2 separate regions of the Homo sapiens genome follow, and region 1 is linked to region 2. A link is an interaction called in ENCODE POLR2A ChIA-PET data of the cell type or tissue named here. Cell type or tissue: PC-9. All regions are shown on one strand. Each heading gives the region's core, and the rest is flanking DNA. Links, peaks and the distances in the headings are about the cores only. Region 1 overlaps MIPOL1 (mirror-image polydactyly 1). Region 2 overlaps MIPOL1 (mirror-image polydactyly 1).

The links. Peaks named below come from ENCODE experiments on the same cell type or tissue, not always from the same donor. Only the 100,000 strongest peaks of a DNase experiment are listed, where the experiment ranks them.
Region 1: POLR2A ChIA-PET joins it to region 2 with 5 read pairs; 2 of 35 experiments call an interaction of 5 or more read pairs at or near these places.

Annotation. Positions count from the first base shown.
Region 1 is chr14:37,357,568-37,366,718 of GRCh38, reverse strand. All of the region lies in intron 9 of MIPOL1 (mirror-image polydactyly 1), which reads right to left. Among named protein-coding and RNA genes, the nearest start is that of MIPOL1, 160 kb to the right of the region's middle. In PC-9, for the core only: no CTCF peak of the experiment used is centred there; no DNase peak of the experiment used is centred there.
Region 2 is chr14:37,425,749-37,434,899 of GRCh38, reverse strand. The region is part of intron 11 of MIPOL1 (mirror-image polydactyly 1); the gene reads right to left. It also overlaps the pseudogene RNU6-886P. Among named protein-coding and RNA genes, the nearest start is that of FOXA1, 160 kb to the left of the region's middle. In PC-9, for the core only: no CTCF peak of the experiment used is centred there; a DNase peak (open chromatin) is centred at 5,749; H3K4me3 peaks cover 906 bases; H3K27ac peaks cover 1,694 bases.

The DNA of each region.
Region 1 (9,151 bases), core at 353-8,352, 68 kb after region 2:
CCATAAAGAAAATCAACAAAGAAACTTCGGACTGAATCTGAACTACAGACTAAATGGATCTACTAGACAGTTACGGAACATTTCGTCCAACGGCCGCAGAATGCACATTCTTTTCCTCAGCACAAGGATCATTCTCATGGGTAGATCATATGTTAGGTCACAAAACAAGTCTTAAAACATTAAAAAAACTGAAATAATATCAAACATCTTCTCTAACCACAATAGAAGAAAACTAGAAATTAATAACAGGAGGAATTCTGGAAACTACACAAACACACCAAAATTAAACAATATGCTCCTGAATGACCAGGGGGTCGATGAAGAAATTAAGAAGAAAACTGAAAAACTTCTTGAAACAAATGATAATGGAAACACAACATTGACTACAGGATACAGCAAAAGTAGTACTAAGAGGGAAGTTTATAGCGGTAAGAGCCTACAGCAAAAAAGAAGAAAAACTCAAACAAACAACCTAACAATGCATCTTAAAGAACTAGAAAAGAAAGAGCAAACCAAACCCAAAATTAGTAGAAGAAACAATAAAGATCAGAGCAGAAATGAATAAATTTGAAATGAAAAAAAATACAAGAGATCAATATAACAAAAGCCAGACTAAGAAAAAAGGAGAGAAAATCCAAATAAGTAAACTCAAAGATGAAAAGAGATACTATAAACAATATGACAGAAATTCAAAGGATTATTAGTGGCTACTATGAGCAACTATATGCCAATAAATTGACAAATCTAGAAGAAATGGACACATTCCTAGACACAAACAACCTACTGAGATTGAGCCAGGAAGAAATCTAAAACCTGAACAGACCAAGAGCAAGTAAAGAAATCGAAGCCATAATAAAAAGTATCCCAGTAAAGAAAAGCCTTGGACCTGATGGCTTCACTACTGAATTCTAATAAATATTTATAGAAGAACAAATACCAATCCTACTCAAACTATTCTGGAAAACAGAAGAAGAGGGAAGACTTCCAAACACATTCTACAAGGCCAGTATTATCATAATACCAAAACAAGACCAAGACACATCAAAAAAAGAAAACTGTAGGCCAATATCTCTGATGCATATTGATGCAAAAATCCTCAACAAAATACTAGCAAACGTGGTCAACAATACGTTAAAAAGATCATGCATCATGACTAAGTGGGATTTATCCCTGGGATGCAAGGATGATTCAACATACGCAAATCAATCAATGTGATACATCACATCAACAGAGTGAAGGACAAAAACCATATGATCATTTCAATAGATGCTGAAAATGCATTTGATGAAATTTAACATCCCTTCATGATAAAAACACTCAAAAAATTGGGTATAGAAGGAATGTACATTAACATAATAAAAGCCACATATGAGAGACCCACAACAAACATCATACTGAATGGGGAAAAACTGAAAGCCTTTCCTCTAAGATCTGGAAAACAACAAGGATGCCCACTTGCACCACTGTTATTCAACATAGTACTGGAAGTACTAGCCAGAGCAATCGGACAAGAGAAAGAAATAAAGGGCATCCAAACTGGAATGGAAGAAGTCAAATTATCCTTGTTTGCAGATGATATGATCACATATTTGGAAAAACCTGAAGATTCCACATACACACAAAAAAACTGTTAGAATTGATAAATTCAGTAAGGTTGCAGGATACAAAATCAACATACAAAAATCAGTAGCATTTCTATATGACAACAGTGAAAAATCTGAAAAAGAAATTTTAGAAAACACTCCCATTTATCACAGCTACAGATGAAATTAAATACCAAGAGATTAATTTAACCAAAGAAAACTATAAAACACTGATGACAGAAATTAAAGAGAACACCAAAAAATGAAAAGACAGTCCTTGTTCATGGATTGGAAGAGTCAATATTGTAAAAATGTAGGTGCTACCCAAAGCAATATACAGATTCAATGCAATCTCTATCAAAATAACAATGACATTCTTCACAGAAATAGAAAAAACAATCCCAAAATGTATATGGAACCAGAAGAGATTCAGAAGAACCAAAGTTACCCTAAGCAAAAAGAACAAAACTGGAGGAATCTCTTTACTTCACTTTAAATTATACTACAGAGACAGAGTAAACAAAACAGTATGGTTCTGACATAAAAACACATAGACCAATGGAACAGAATAGAAAACCCAGAAACAAATCTACACACCTACAGTGAACTAATTTTTAACAAAAGTGCCAAGAACATACACTGGGGAAAAGACAGTCTCTTCAATAAATGGTGCTGGGAAAACTGGATTTCCATATGCAGAAGAATAAAACTAGACAACTAACCCTTGCCATATACAAAAATCAAATCAAAATGGATGAAAGACTTAAATCTAAGACTCCAGATTATGAAACTACTACAGAAAATATAAGGGAAAATCTCTAGGACATTGGTCTAAGCTGGTCTAAGCAAAAATTTCTTGGTTTCTGTTCCAAGACAGCCAAATAGGAACAGCTCCAGTCTGCAGATCCAAGTGTGATCCACGTAGAAGACTGGTGATTTCTGCATTTCCAACTAAAGTACCCAGTTCATCTCATTGGGATTGGTTAGACAGTGGGTGCAGCCCACAGTGGGTAAGCCAAAGCAGGGCAGGGCGTCACCTCACCCAGGAAGCGCAAGGGGTCAGGGGGATTTCCCTTTCCTAGCCAAGGGAAGCAGTAACAGACTGTACCTGGAAAAATGGGACATTCCGGCCCAAATACTGTGCTTTTCCCATGGTCTTAGCAACCAGCAGACCAGGAGATTTTCTCCCACGCCTGGCTCGGGGGGTCACATGCCCACGGAACATGGCTCACTGCTAGTGAAGCAGTCTGAGATGGACCTGTGAGGCTGCAGCTTGGCTGGGGGAGGGGTATCCGCCATTACTGAGGCTTATGTAGGTAAACAAAGCGGCCAGGAAACTTGAACTGGGCAGCGCCCACCACAGCTCGGGAAGGCCTACTGCATCTATACACTCCACCTCTGTGGGCAGGGCATAGTTGAACAAATGGCAGCGGACAACTTCTACAGACTTAAATGTCCCTGTCTGATAGCTCTGAAGAGAGCAGTGGTTCTCCCAGCACGGCATTTGAGCTTTGAGAATGGACAGACTGCCTCCTCAAGTAGGTCCCTGACAATCATGTAGCCTAACTGGAAGACACCTCCCACTGGGGCCGACAGACACCTCATACAGGTGGATGCCCCTCTGGGATGAAGCTTCCAGAAAAAGGAACAGACAGCAATATTTGCTGTTCTGCAATATTTACTGTTCTGCAGCCTCCACTGGTGATACGCAGGCAAACAGGGTCTGGAGTGGACCTCCAGCAAACTCCAATGGACCTGCAGCTGAGGGACCTGACTGTTAGAAGAAAAACTAAGAAACAGAAAGGAATAGTTTCAACATCCACAAAAAGGACACCTACACCAAAACCCCAACTGTAGGTCAAAAACATCAGAGACCAAAGGTAGATAAATACATAAAGATGGGGAGAAACCAGAGCAGAAAAGCTGAAAATTCTAAAAACCAGAGTGCCTCTTCTTCTCCAAAGGATCGCAGCTCCTCACCAGCAATGAAACAAAGCTAGATGCAGAATGACTTTGACAAACTGACAGAAGTAGGCTTCAGAAGGTCAGTAGTAACAAACTTCTCCAAGCTAAAGAAGCATGTTCTAACCCATGGCAAGGAATCTAAAAATCTTGAAAAAAGGTTGGACGAACAACTAACTAGAATAAACAGTGTAGAGAAGACCTTAAATGACCTGACAGAGCTGAAAACCATGGCACAAGAATGTCGTGACACATGCACAAGCTTCAATAGCCGATTCAATCAAGTGGAAGAAAGGGTATCAGTGATAGAAGATCAAATTAATGAAATATAGCGAGGGGAGAAGTTTAGAGAAAAAAGAGTAAAAAGAAACAAACAAAGCCTCCAAGAAATATGGGACCATGTGAAAAGACCAAATCTACATTTGATTGGTGTACCGGAAAGTGACGGGGAGAATGAAACCAAGTTGGAAAACACTCTTCAGGATATTATCCAGGAGAACTTCCCCAACCTAGCAAGGCAGACCAACATTCAAATTCAGGAAATACAGAGAGCACCACAAAGATACTGCTTGAGAAGAGCAACCCCAAGACACGTAATTGTCAGATTCACCAAGGTTGAAATAAAGGAAAAAATGTTAAGTGCAGCCAGAGAGAAAGGTCAGGTTACCCACAAAGGGAAGCCCATCAGACTAACAGTGCATCTATCGGCAGAAACCCTACAAGCCAGAAGAGAGTGGGGGTCAATATTCAACATTCTTAAAGAAAAGAATTTTCAACCCAGAATTTCATATCCAGCCAAACTAAGCTTCATAAGTGAAGGAGAAATAATCCTTTACAGACAACCAAATGCTGAGAGATTTTGCCACCACCAGGCCTGCCTTACAAGAGCTCCTGAAGGAAGCACTAAATATAGAAAGGAACAACCAGTACTAGCCACTGCAAAAACATGCCAAATTGTAAAGACCATTGATGCTATGAAGAAACTGCATCAATTAACGGGCAAATTAACCAGCTAACATCATAATGACAGGATCATATTCACACATAACAATATTAACCTTAAATGTAAATGAGCTAAATGCCCCAATTAAAGGACACAGACTGGCAAATTGGATAGAGTCAAGACCCATCAGTGTGCTGTGTTCAGGAGACCCATCTCACATGCAGAGACACACATAGCTCAAAACAAAGGGAAGGAGGAAGATCTACCAAGCAAATGGAAAGCAAAAAAAGCAGGCATTGCAATCCTAGTCTCTGATAAAACAGACTTTAAACCAACAAAAGTCAAAAGAGACAAACAGCACTTTGAAAGGCCAAGGCGGGCAGATCACAAGGTCAGGAGATTGAGACCATCCTGGCTAACATGGTGCAACCCGGACTCTACGAAAAATACAAAAAATTAGCTGGGCATGGGGGTGGGTGCCTGTAGTCCCAGCTACTCGAGAGGCTGAGGCAGGAGAATGGCATGAACCCGGGGAAGGCGGAGCTTGCATTGGGCCGAAATCGAGCCACTGCCCTTCAGACTGCGAGAGAGGCAAAAAAAAAAAAAAAAAAAAAAAAAAAGAGAGAGAGGGAGAAACAAAAAAGGCCATCACATAATGGTAAAGGGAACAATTCAACAAGGAGAGCTAACTATCCTAAATATATATGCACCCAATACAGGAACACCCAGATTCATAAAGCAAGTCTTTAGAGACCTACAAAGAGACGTAGACTCCCACACAGTAGTAATGGGAGACCTTAACACCCCACTGTCAATATTAGACTGATCAATGAGAGAGAAGGTTAACCAAGAGAGAGAAGGATATCCAGGACTTGAATGCAGCTCTGCACCAAGGGGACCTAATAGACATCTACAGAACTCTTCACCCCAAATCAACAGAATACATATTCTTCTCAGTACCACATTGCACTTATTCTAAAATTGACGACATAATTGGAAGTAAAGAATTCCTTAGCATATGTAAAAGAACAGAAATCACAACAAACTGTCTCTCAGACCACAGTGCAATCAACTTAGAACTCAGGATTAAGAAACTCACTCAAAACTGCACAACTACATAAACGCTGAACAACTGCTCCTAAATGACTACTAGGTAAATAATGAAATGAAGGCAGAAACAAAGATGTTCTTTGAAACCAGTGAGAACAAAGATACAACGTAACAGAATCTCTGGGACACATTTAATGCAGTGTGTAGGCGGAAATTTATAGCACTAAATGCCCACAAGAGAAAGCAGAAAAGATCTAAAATTGACATCCTACCATCACAATTAAAAGAACTAGAGAAGCAAGAGCAAACACATTCAAAAGCTAGCAGAAGGCAAGAAATAACTAAGATCAGAGCAGAACTGAAAGAAATAGGGACACAAAAAACCCTTCAAAAAAATCAATGAATCCAGGAGCTGGTTTTTTGAAAAGATCAACAAAATTGATAGACTGCTAGCAAGACCAATAAAGAACAAAAGAGGGAAGAATCAAACAGACGCAATAAAAAATGACAAAGGGGATATCACCACCGATCCCACACAAATACAAGCTACCATCAGAGAATACTATAAAAACCTCTACGCAAATAAACTAGAAAATCTAGAAGAAATGGATGAATTCCTGGACACGTACACCCTCCCAAGACTAAACCAGGAAGAACTTGAATCTCTGAATAGACCAATAACAGGCTCTGAAATTGAGGCAATAACTAATAGCCTACTGAACAAAAAAGTCCAGGACTAGATGGATCACATCCGAATTCTACCAGAGGTACGAAGAGGAGATAGTACCATTCCTTCTGAAACTATTCCAATCAATAGAGAAAGAGGGAATCCTCCCTAATTCATTTTATGAGGCAACATCACCCTGATACCAAAGCGTGGCAGAGACACAACAAAAAAAGGGAATTTTAGACCAACATCCCTGATCAATATGGATGCGAATATCCTCAATAAAATACTGGCAAACCGAATCCAGCAGCACATCAAAAAGCTTATCCGCCAAGATCAAGTCGGCTTCATCCCCGGGATGCAAGGCTGGTTCAACATATGCAAATCAATAAACATAATACATCACATAAACAGAACCAATGACAAAAACCACATGATTGTCTCATTAGATGCAGAAAAGGCCTTCGACAAAATTCAACAGCCCTTCATGCTAAAAACTCACAATGAACTAGACATTGATGGAACGTATCTCAAAATAATAAGAGCTATTTATGACAAACCCACAGCCAATATTATACTGAATGGGAAAAAACTGGAAGCATTCCCTTTGAAAACCGGCACAAGACAAGGATGCCCTCTCTCACCACTCCTATTTAACATAGTGTTGGAAGTTCTGGCCAGGGCAATCGGGCAAGAGAAAGAAATAAAAGATATTCAATTATGAAAAGTGGAAGTCAAAGTTTGCAGATTACGTGATTGTATATTTAGAAAACCCCATCGTCTCAGTCCAAAATCTCCTTAAGTTGATAAGCAAATTAGGCAAATTCTCAGGATACAAAATCAATGTGCAAAAATCAAAAGTATTCCTATACACCAATAACAGAGAGCCAAATAATGAGTGAACTCCCATTCACAATTGCTACAAAGAGAATAAAATACCTAGGAATACAACTTACAAGGGATGTGAAGGACCTCTTCAAGAAGAACTACAAACCACTGCTCAAGGAAATAAAAGAAGAGACAAACAAATGGAAGAACATTCTATGCTCATGGATAGAAAGAATCAATATCATGAAAATGGCCATACTGCCCAAGGTAATTTATAGATTCAATGCTATCCGCATCAAGCTACCACTGACTTTCTTCACAGAATTGGAAAAAAACTACTTTAAAGTTCATATGGAACCAAAAAAGAGCCCACATTGCCAAGACAATCCTAAGCAAAAAGAAGAAAGCTGGAAGCATCACGCTACCTGACTTCAAACTACACTACAAGGCTACAGTAACCAAAACAGCACGGTACTGGTACCGAAACAGATATATAGACCAATCGAACAGAACAGAGGCCTCAGAAGTAACACCACACACCTACAACCATTTGGTCTTCGACAAACCTGACAAAAACTAGCAATGGGGAAAGGATTCCCTGTTTAATAAATCGTGCTGGGAAAACTGGCTAGCCATATGTAGAAAGCTGAAACTGGATCCCTTCCTTATACCTTATACAGAAATTAATTCAAGATGGATTAAAGACTTAAATATTAGACCTAAAACCATAAAAACCCTAGAAGAAAACCTAGGCAATACCATTCCAGACATAGGCATGGGCAAGGACGTCATGACTAAAACACCAAAAGCAAGGGCAACAAAAGCCAAAATTGACAAATAGGATCTGATTAAACTAAAGAGCTTCTGCACAGCAAGAGAAACTACCCTCAGAGTGAACAGGCAACCTACAGAATGGGAGAAAATTTTTGTAATCTACCTATGTGACAAAGGGCTGACATCCAGAATCTACAAAGAAATTTAACAAATTTACAAGAAAAAGGCAACCCCGTGAAAAAGTGGGCAAAGGGTATTAACAGACACTTCTCAAAAGAAGACATTTATGCATCCCACAGACACATGAAAAAATGCTCATCATCACTGGTCATCAGAGAAATGCAAATCAAAACCACAATGAGATACCATCTCACACCAGTTAGAATGGCAATGATTAAAAAGTCAGAAAACAACAGATGCTGGAGAGGATGTGGAGAAATAGGAACGCTTTTACACTTGGTGGGAGTGTAAATTAGTTCAACCATTGTGGAAGACAGTGTGGCAATTCCTCAAGGATCTAGGACTAGAAATAACATTTGACCCAGTGATTCCATTGCTGGATATATACCCAAAGGATTATAAATCATGCTGCTATAAAGACACATGCACAGGTATGTTTATTGCAGCACTATTCACAATAGCAAAGATTGGAATGAACTCAAATGCCCATCAATAATAGACTGGATTAAGAAAATGTGGCACATATACACCATGGAATACTATGCAGCCATAAAAAAGGATGAGTTCATATCCTTTGCAGAGACATGGATGAAGCTGGAAACCATCATTCTCAGCAAATTTTCAGAAGGACAGGAAACCAAACACTGCATGTTCTCACTCACAGATGGGAATTGAAAACTTAGAACACTTGGACATAGGGCAGGGAACATCACACACGGGGGCCTCTCAGGGGGCAGGAAGCTGGGGGAGGGATAGCATTAGGAGAAATACCTAACATAAATGACGAGTTGATGGGTGCAGCAAACCATCATGGCACATGTATAACTATGTAACAAACCTGCACATTGTGCACATGTACCCTAGAACTTAAAGTATAATTAAAAAAACAAAAAAAGAAAAAAATATTTCTTGAGCAATACCCCACAAGCACAGGCAACCAAAACAAAAATGGACAAATGAGATCCCATCAACTTAAAAATCTTCTGCACAGCAAAGGAAACAATCAATAAAGAGAAGAGACAACCTACAGAATGGGAGAAAATATTTGCAAACTATCCATCTGACAAGGAATTAACAACCAGGATATATAAGGAGCTCAAACAACTCTATTGGAAAAGATCTAATAACCTGATTTTTTTTAAAAAGACCAAATAATTGAATAGA
Region 2 (9,151 bases), core at 761-8,760:
CAGCAATCTAGATGTTGCTGTGAAGGTATTTTGTTTTTTTTTTTTTTTTGCTGTGATTAACATGTTTAATCAGTAGACTTTGAGCACAACAGACGGCCTCTATAATTATGAGTAGACCTTATCCAATCAGTGGAAGACAGAGATCCCCTAAGGAAGAAGAAATTCTGCATCTTGAGACTCAAGGCCACAACATCTGCTAAGTACGGTGGCTCACACCTGTAATCCCAACACTGGGAAGTCGAGGCGACAGGATTGCTTGAGCTCAGGAGTTCAAGACTAGCCTGGGCAACATAGTGAGACCTTGCCTCTATTTTTTTTTTAAATTAGTGCTCACCTTGGGTACATATACTAAAATTAGAACCATACAGAGAAGATTAGCATGGCTCCTATGCAAGGATGACAGACAAATTCGTGAAGCATTCCATATTTTTGGGAGAAAATTTTTGCAATCTATCCATCTAACAAAGGGCTAATATCCAGAACCTACAAGGAACTTAAACAAATTTACAAGAAAAAAAACAACCTCATCAAAAAATGAGCGAAGGATATGAACAGACACTTCTCAAAAGAAGACACTTATGTGGCCAACAAACATATGAAAAAAAGCTCATCACCATTGGTCATTAGAGAAATGCAAATCAAAACCACAGTCAGATACCATCTCACGCCAGTTAGAATGGTGATCATTAAAAAGCCAGGAAACAACAGAGGCTGGAGAGGATGTGGAGACATAGGAATGCTTTTACACTGTTGGTGGGAGTGTAAATTAGTTCAACCATTTTGGAAAACAGTGTGGTGATTCCTCTAGGATCTAGAACCAGAAATACCATTTGATCCAGCGATCCCATTACTGGGTATATACCCAAAGGATTATAAATCATTTTATGATAAAGACACATGCACACGTATGTTTATTGCGGCACTATTCACAATAGGAAACACTTGGAACCAACCCAAATGCCCATCAATGATAGACGGGATAAAGAAAATGTAGCACATATACACCATGGACTACTATGCAGCCATAAAGAAGAGTGAGTTCAGGGTCGGGTGCGGTGGCTCATGCCTGTAATCCTGGCACTTTGGGAGGCCGAGGCAGGTGGATCACCTGAGATAAGGAGTTTGAGACCAGCCTGGCCAACATGGTGAAACCCCGTCTCTACTAAAAATACAAAAATTAGCCGGGCATGGTGGCGGGCACCTGTAATCCCAGCTACTTGGGAGGCTGAGGCAGAAGAATCACTTGAACCTGGGAGGCAGAGGTTGCAGTGAGCTGAGATCACGCCACTGCACTCCAGCCTGGGCAACAGATCGAGACTTGGTCTCAAAAAAACAAACAAACAAGAATGAGTTCATGTCCTTTGCAGGGACATTGTTGAAGCTGGAGACCATCATTCTCAGCAAACTAACACAGGAACAGAAAACCAAACACTGCAAGTTCTCACTCATAAGCGGAAGTTGAACAATGAGAACACATGGACACAGGAAGGGGACCATCACACACCGGGGCCTGTTGGAGGTTGGGGGGCAAGGGGAGGGATAGCATTAGGAGAAATACCTAATGTAGATGATGGGTTGATGGGTGCAGCAAACCACCATGGTACATGTATACCTGTGTAACAAACCTGCACTCTGCACATGTATCCCAGAACTGAAAGTATAATTAAAAAAAAAAATTAGGCATGGTGGCATGTGCCTGTAGTCCTAGCTACTCAGGAGGCTGAGGCAGGAGGATCATTTCAGCATGGGAGTTTGAGGCTGCAGTGAGCTATGATTGCACCACTGCACTCCAGCCTAGGAAACAGAGCGAGACCCTGAGTCAAAAATAAAAAATTTTAAAAAGTACAACATCAGCCCTTCACTGGTTTTCCAGCCCGATGGCTTGCTCTGAGATTTTCAGACTTGCCAGGCCCCACAATTGTTTGAGCCAACTTCTTAAAATGAATCTCTTGCCCTATTTATATACAGTCTATTGGTTCTCTTTCTCTGAAGAACCCTGAATAATAAACATGTCATACTATAATCCTAAGCGTCCCACATTGCCAGATCTCCTAGATCTCATTTTGGCAATGAATTTAATATATTTTTTCCAATGATATGCAGACCAAACAAAGCAACCACGGAAAATATTTTATTTTTTCATTCTAAGAATAATGCTGCAATGAACAGTGGATAATGATACTATTTCCTAAGTTTTTTTTTTAATTCTAAATTTTAAGAAAGGTAAAATCCAAACAAATGTTTCCAATGATAGTTTTCAAATATGAACACTGTAGGTCTAAAAAAAAAAGAAATTTTTTTGGTAGGTGATATATTTGCTTTATTATATGGAGACACCATTTTGACCCACATCCGTGTAAATAACTAACCTACATGCTGGACTAGGTTCATGTCATCTAAAATCATTCATTCATTTACACATTTATCAATGAGTTCTTATTATATGCAATGCACACAAAAAAACATTGTGCAGGAGACACTGTACATCTGAATAAACTTTCAATCTAGTGTTAACTTTGTTTATTCATTTGTGGACATATATTTACTAAAGTCTTGCTATACATAAAGAACAGAAGCACTAGTAGGGGAGTTAAGACACATATTCATAGAACTATTGGACTAGAAGGCATGAGGTATGTATTGCAAGAGAGCCACTGTGAATAACTATGGTAGGAATTTTACACAGTGAGATCACTTCTAACGGACAAGATTAGAAAAGGATTAATAGAATAGCTGTTACTTAAATTATGATGTGAAGCCTCAATAAAAATGGGATAGGCAGAGATGGAGTAGTCCAGGAGGAAATGACGACATGAGAAAGCACTGAAGTGGGAAATTGTTGGGTGTGTCCATGGAATATTGAACAATCTATTTTGGGAGTGCACAAAATAGTCAATTCAGTGTAACAAATATTTGTTGAGCGCTTACTATGTGTGAAGCAGTATACCAGTGACACAAATATGAATGAAACTGGGAAGCAAAAAGATGATTGGTGAAATACTAAACTAGAAACAGGGCCGGGCGTAGTGGCTCACGCCTGTAATCCCAGCACTTTGGGAGGCTGAGGCGAGCGGATCACGAGGTCAGGAGACCGAGACCATCCTGGCTAACATGGTGAAACCCCGTTCCTACTAAAAGTACAAAAAAAAAAAAATTAGCCAGGCATGGTGGCGGGTGCCTGTAGTCCCAGCTAGTTGGGAGGCTGAGGCAGGAGAATGGTGTGAACCTGGGAGGTGGAGCTTGCAGTGAGCTGAGATCGCGCCACTGCACTCCAGCCTGGGCGACAGAGCAAGACTCTGTCTCAAAAAAAAAAAAAAAAAAAAAAAAAAAGAAACAGAGATGGCAGCAATATCAAGGAAGTTCATGAACGTTACATTAAAGAGTTCGGACTTTATTATATATGTAATGTGGTATTGTTAAATACTATTGATGGCTGAATCAGAGGGTGAAAATAAAGTTTCAGGAATCTTAAGAGAAGTAAGGATGGAGAAGACAAGTAAACAAAGTAGCAAAAAAAGCTTGGGCATGAAATTATTCAGGTGTAGTCTAAGTAGGCAAAGGCAAAAGTGACAATGATTGCAAGGAAAAATCTAGCAAAAGCTCGTTATAAATTAAATTTAAGAAAGCGATGAATCAAAGATTACCTATGTAGGAGGCAATTGCCACCTGTGGACCTATAATAATAGTGATTCTGAGTGCCAAGACCAAGGGAAACACTGCACTTTTTTAATCTAACAAAATATAAAACTGTATTTTTCTCAAGCTAATAGAAACAACGTTTAGAAACATCAAATTCCAGGACCTATAATTAGCAAGCCCATTCTAATACAAACTCTGGGTCCTTTGCTAGGCACAACCATTAAGTGACAAAATATTTTGTTAAATGCTCTTAAAAGGAGGTTGAGTCACTTTGTAGAATAACAATTAGCAGTTGAGAGCTATACATGTTGAAATTTAGTTTTATTCTTATAGCTTACTGTGTTGAATAAGGCGCAGAAAATTGTGAAAACTGATAATGCCAAAAAACGTCCTTCTGGATAGAAAGCTATAGAAGATACAAATTTACTTCAGTAGCAATAGCCTCTTTACTAATTTAATTGTCTTATGTCTCAAGACAGCAAACATTTGTAAGTGATTTTATAAATTACATTTATTAATATATCTCCTTTGCACAGTGCTTCACAGTTTTCAAAAACATTCAGATGTATCATCTCACTGATTTTCATATTAAGCAGGTTAGATACTATTGCTGTTTACAGGTGAGGCAATCGACATTCAGAAGTAGCTTAGTAAATGCCACATTCTATAAGTTGAGAGGAAGAAGAGACAAATGCTTAATAAATATAGTCCAAATCACTGGACATACAGAAAATGTATACTTTTTTTTAAAAAAAAAAACTATTTTAATTTTCTTTTTGTTTTACATTCCAGAGTCACCAATAAATATATATATAGTGACTTGAACAGTGAAGCCAGCTGTAAATTTTTAAATTTAAAGGCCCTGAAAATAGACACAACTTAATGGCATAAAAAGACTGTTTGACTTTAAATGTTACTAAATAAAAATTTAATCTACCATATAAAGGGGTAACAAATTTCATAAAATGTGAGAAGTAGAAAAAGCTTTTCACGTCAAAATTAAAGAAGCTGAAATCAAGCAAAGTTGAAACTTGTCTACGGTAATCAAAAAAAAATCTGATTAATGCCAAAGATGGAAGTGTAATTCAAGTCTTCTTGTGTTCTTTTTAATCACAGCTGTTGCAGTATGGTACCATAATGTAGCTCCATAGATAGTTAATTATTAGAGAAAACAGAGGTGTGACAAAAAATTTATGTCACCGGGTAGGCCAACTGACACTACTGATTAGAATATACAACTAACGAGGTCAGGATTGAGTGTTCAACCCCACTCTTGGTGAGGGATTTGCATTGAGAAAAATATTGCTTCATGGCTATAGTTTGCATGCTATAATCACCAGTGACTTTTCTTATCAACTCGTAGTTCTGACCAAGAAAGCATATGGTCCAATAAAAAACTATCACTACCATTAAAACAAAACAAAAAAACCCCATGGATTCTAGTGACAGTCAGCAGTATTTCTGACTGTTAAGGACAGTATATACACAGACCAAAAAAAGTACACAAAGAGAAAAGGACCTATACTGAATAAAATTTACTAAAGTAATATAGAAAAAAATAAAGAATTTTACTTTCTTTTTGTGTATATTTCATCTGGCCTCTATCTTTATGGTTTCTATGACTTTTAAATGTATACTACAAACCCAGTAAGTAGGGTTAATGTTTATTCCACTTTTCACTATGTTAAACACGTAAGTATTTCATATAATTATTATCAAAAAATACTAGTTCAATCACAGGAAACAAATTACCTTAAAAAGTGAAGAATTCTCTTCAACATTTTTGTTCTAAAATGTCAACTTTACCATATTCTGAATGGCATTACAAATTCACACATGGAATCACACAAAATATAATAAAAATTTAAAACACACTGACTTGTTAATTATAATATGTATAATAAATCCTATACTACTGGCTCCAAACAACAAGGTCTAATTCTTGTCTAAACACTTTAATTTACACTTTCTTTAAGTGAAAGAAAATATAAGGAAGCACTATAAAATCAGCAAACATCGAAACAGGCATTCCCTCAATTAGAAAAGAGTTTGTTATTATTATGCCTCCTGAACTTAGGAATGCAGCACTACAGGTTTATAACAACAGGAAAAAAATCATTACTAAATACAAATCTAATCCCTACAAGTTTAAGATTCTTTCTTGATGAAACTGTCTAGATTTAGATTAATGAAAGTGTTGCAAATGGATTTAGCATTTGCTATAGCAATCAGGAGGTACTAATATTTACTAATAGCACTTTTATAATATGTGGAATTTATTTTAAATCTTTGTATTGTTAGTCCTCTCCTGCTATCTTTTCTGTTTTAATGCATAAGAGCTATCAGCTACAGTGGTAAGTTTAATATCTCTATCCTCCCATCTCACTGGCCACTGCTCCTAACTGCCAAAAGAAACAAAAGACCAACACTTCATTTTCTTAGCACTCAAAATATTCTAAAACTCAAAGGAAACAAACAGAATAAAGAAACTCATAAACCTGTATTTCCATATTTCCAGTTTCCTTATTTCCATACAAGGGAATGGAATGTTTTTACCAGCAGTAGCTCTTACACTAAACCAGAAAAAAAAAAAAAAAAAGATTTTTGGAAAAAAACCCACTTTTTTAAAAAAAAGGCCAGTATCACTAATTAGTAAAGAAGAAAAAAACTGGGGAGACAGAGTCTCACTCTGTTTCCCAGGCTGGAGTACACTGGTGTGATCTCCACCCACGGCAACCTCTGCCTCTTGGGCTCAAGTGATCCTCCCACCTCAGCCTCCCGAGTAGCTGGGATTACAGGCACACGCCATGCCTTGCTAAATTTTGTATTTTTTGTAGAGATGGGGTTTGGTCATGTTGCCCAGGCTGGTCTTGAACTCCTGGACTCAAGTGATCCGCCAGCCTCCCAAAGTGCTGGGGTTACAGGCGTGAGCCACCATGCCCGGCCACTAATTAGTAAAATCAAAGGAAAGGTAGAATGAAAGCCATCATCATATTTTAATCTGCCCCTAAAACGAAGAGCTGATCATACATCCTCCATTGTTTTGGCTGTTGGAGAGTTGAGAGTCAGACTTGAAGTTTTCTCTTTTGCTGCTTCACAGTATACATGCCGGCTGTATTCTGACTCACTCCAGGCTCTAGCTACCTGTCCTAATCCTATATTTTCCCAGCCTTATTTTTTTCTTAAATATTGGTAAATAACTTTCTCTAATATGACAATATACATGTATAAATGTATATGTAAATGTAAACTGATTTGGATAGCTGTAAGTATTGCTTGCCAGACATAATCCATTATCTATGAGTTCTATCTATCCATTTAATCTATCTGAAAATTACAGTTAGTTTTAGGTTCCTTCACATAAAATGGAACCTTTTCATTTCCTCTATAACATAGGAAAATTAGTAGAAAAAACTAATATTTCTATGAATTAGTTGTGTTTCACATACAGATTTGTAAGCACCATTTACCAGGTGTGTAAGAAATACTGTTTACTTTCATTTAAATCAAATTAAAGTAGACTTTGAGCTTGCAGGAAACTTAAGCTTGGTTTTTTTCATAATTTCCTCCCCCGTCCTAGAGTTGTACATCCCAGGAATCTTAAACTAATCCCATTTAAAATAAATTTCTGTATATCCTCACAGAGTGTTCTCTGTACCTTTAAAAAAATGTGTGGTAAAATGACAACATAAAATTTACTATTTTAATCATTTTAACTGCACAACTTACTGGCAGTAAGTATACTGACAATATTGTACAATTGTCACCATTATTCATTTCCACAACTTTTCATCATCCCACTCTATGTAAATCATATAATTCCCCACTCTTATAACTCCGTATTCCCCTTCTCCAACTCCGGGTAACCTCTATTTTATTTTCTGTCTCTATGAACTTGGCTATTTTAAGTACCTCATATAAGTGGAATCATACAATCTTTCTTTCTTATCTGGTTTATTTCGCTTAGCATAATGTCTTTAGGTTTGTCCATGTTGCAGCATGTATTAGAATTTCATTTGTTTTTGAATAATGAATAGCTGGATAATGTTCCATTCTCTGTATATACCACATTTTGTTTATTCATCTGCTGAGGGACACTTGGGTGGTTTCCACCTTTTGGTTAATATGAACAATGCTTTCATAAACATCGGTGTACAGTAACTGCTTGTCCTTACTTTCAATTCTTTTGGGTATATACCTAGGAGTGGGCTTGCTAGATCATATGGTAATTCTGTGTTTGACCTTTGAGGAACCACCAAATTGTCTGCCACAGTGACTGCATCAATTTACATTCCCATCAGCGATGCAGGAAAGTTCTCTGTATCTTTTTGTTTTAGGAGAAACATGGAATCTCCCTGGAAGATGCAACTTCCCTTAAATTTTTGAGTGGATACCAAACATTCTTCCATGCATCACACATTGTGCAGGTCTCTTCTTATGATATATCTTCATTCAATATGTACGATTTATCTGTTTTTGGGTCATGCTCAGAACTGAGTGCTTCACTTCATTTAAGCATTTCACTTAAATAGTAACATTCCACTTTCCGACTTCAATCTCCTGTCTCTTCAGCTCTTGAATTATACATACTTGTGTGCATATATATATACACATATATAATATATATATATACATATATACATATTATATATGTATGTGTGTGTGTATATATATATATATATATATATATGTATATTTTGAGACAGAGTTTCACTCTTGTTGCCCAGGCTGGAGTGCAATGGTGCAATCTTGGCTCACTGCAACCTCCACCTCAAGTGATTCTCCTGCCTCAGCCTCCTGAGTAGCTGGGATTACAGGTGTCCGCCACTACACCTGGCTAATTTTTTGTATTTTTAGTAGAGACAGGGTTTCATCATGTTGGCCAGGGTGGTCTTGAACTCCTGACCTCAGGTGATCTGCCCACCCTCTCATGTTCAGAAGCCAACACTGACCCCTACTTTATGTAGGGGGTTGGAGGTGTGGTTAATACTAATTGTGGCCTCAAATTTACAAATATAGCTATTCTTAATTCCTTTACTCCTGTCTCTGATCACAATTTGGCCAGCTTTTTGTTCAAGGTGAACTTTTCTGCAGATACTCTAAATTCCATCCCTTCCTACCTCCTCTGGAATCTTGCTCTATAAGAATTCTTTATTGTGGCTTCCTCAAATTAGCCATAAATATACTCAAGTATTTGCTATTTTTCAAAAACAAAAATCCTTAACCTACGTTTCCTCTCTTCTCAATTATCATTACCACCTTTCTTACTCAAGTTTCTTCAAGGACTGCTCTATTGTCCAAATTGCTATGCTTCTTTACCTCCTAATTACTCTTCAATTCACAGAAAACTGATGTCTATATCTAATACTCTGTTGACTAAACTACTCTGTGGAAGTCACTAATGGCCACCGAATTTCCAATGTAAAGGATACCTTTGGTCCTTATCATAGTTAACCACTTAGTAACATTTGACTCTTTTTTCCTATGGGAAATCTTCTTTGGTTTCAGTGAT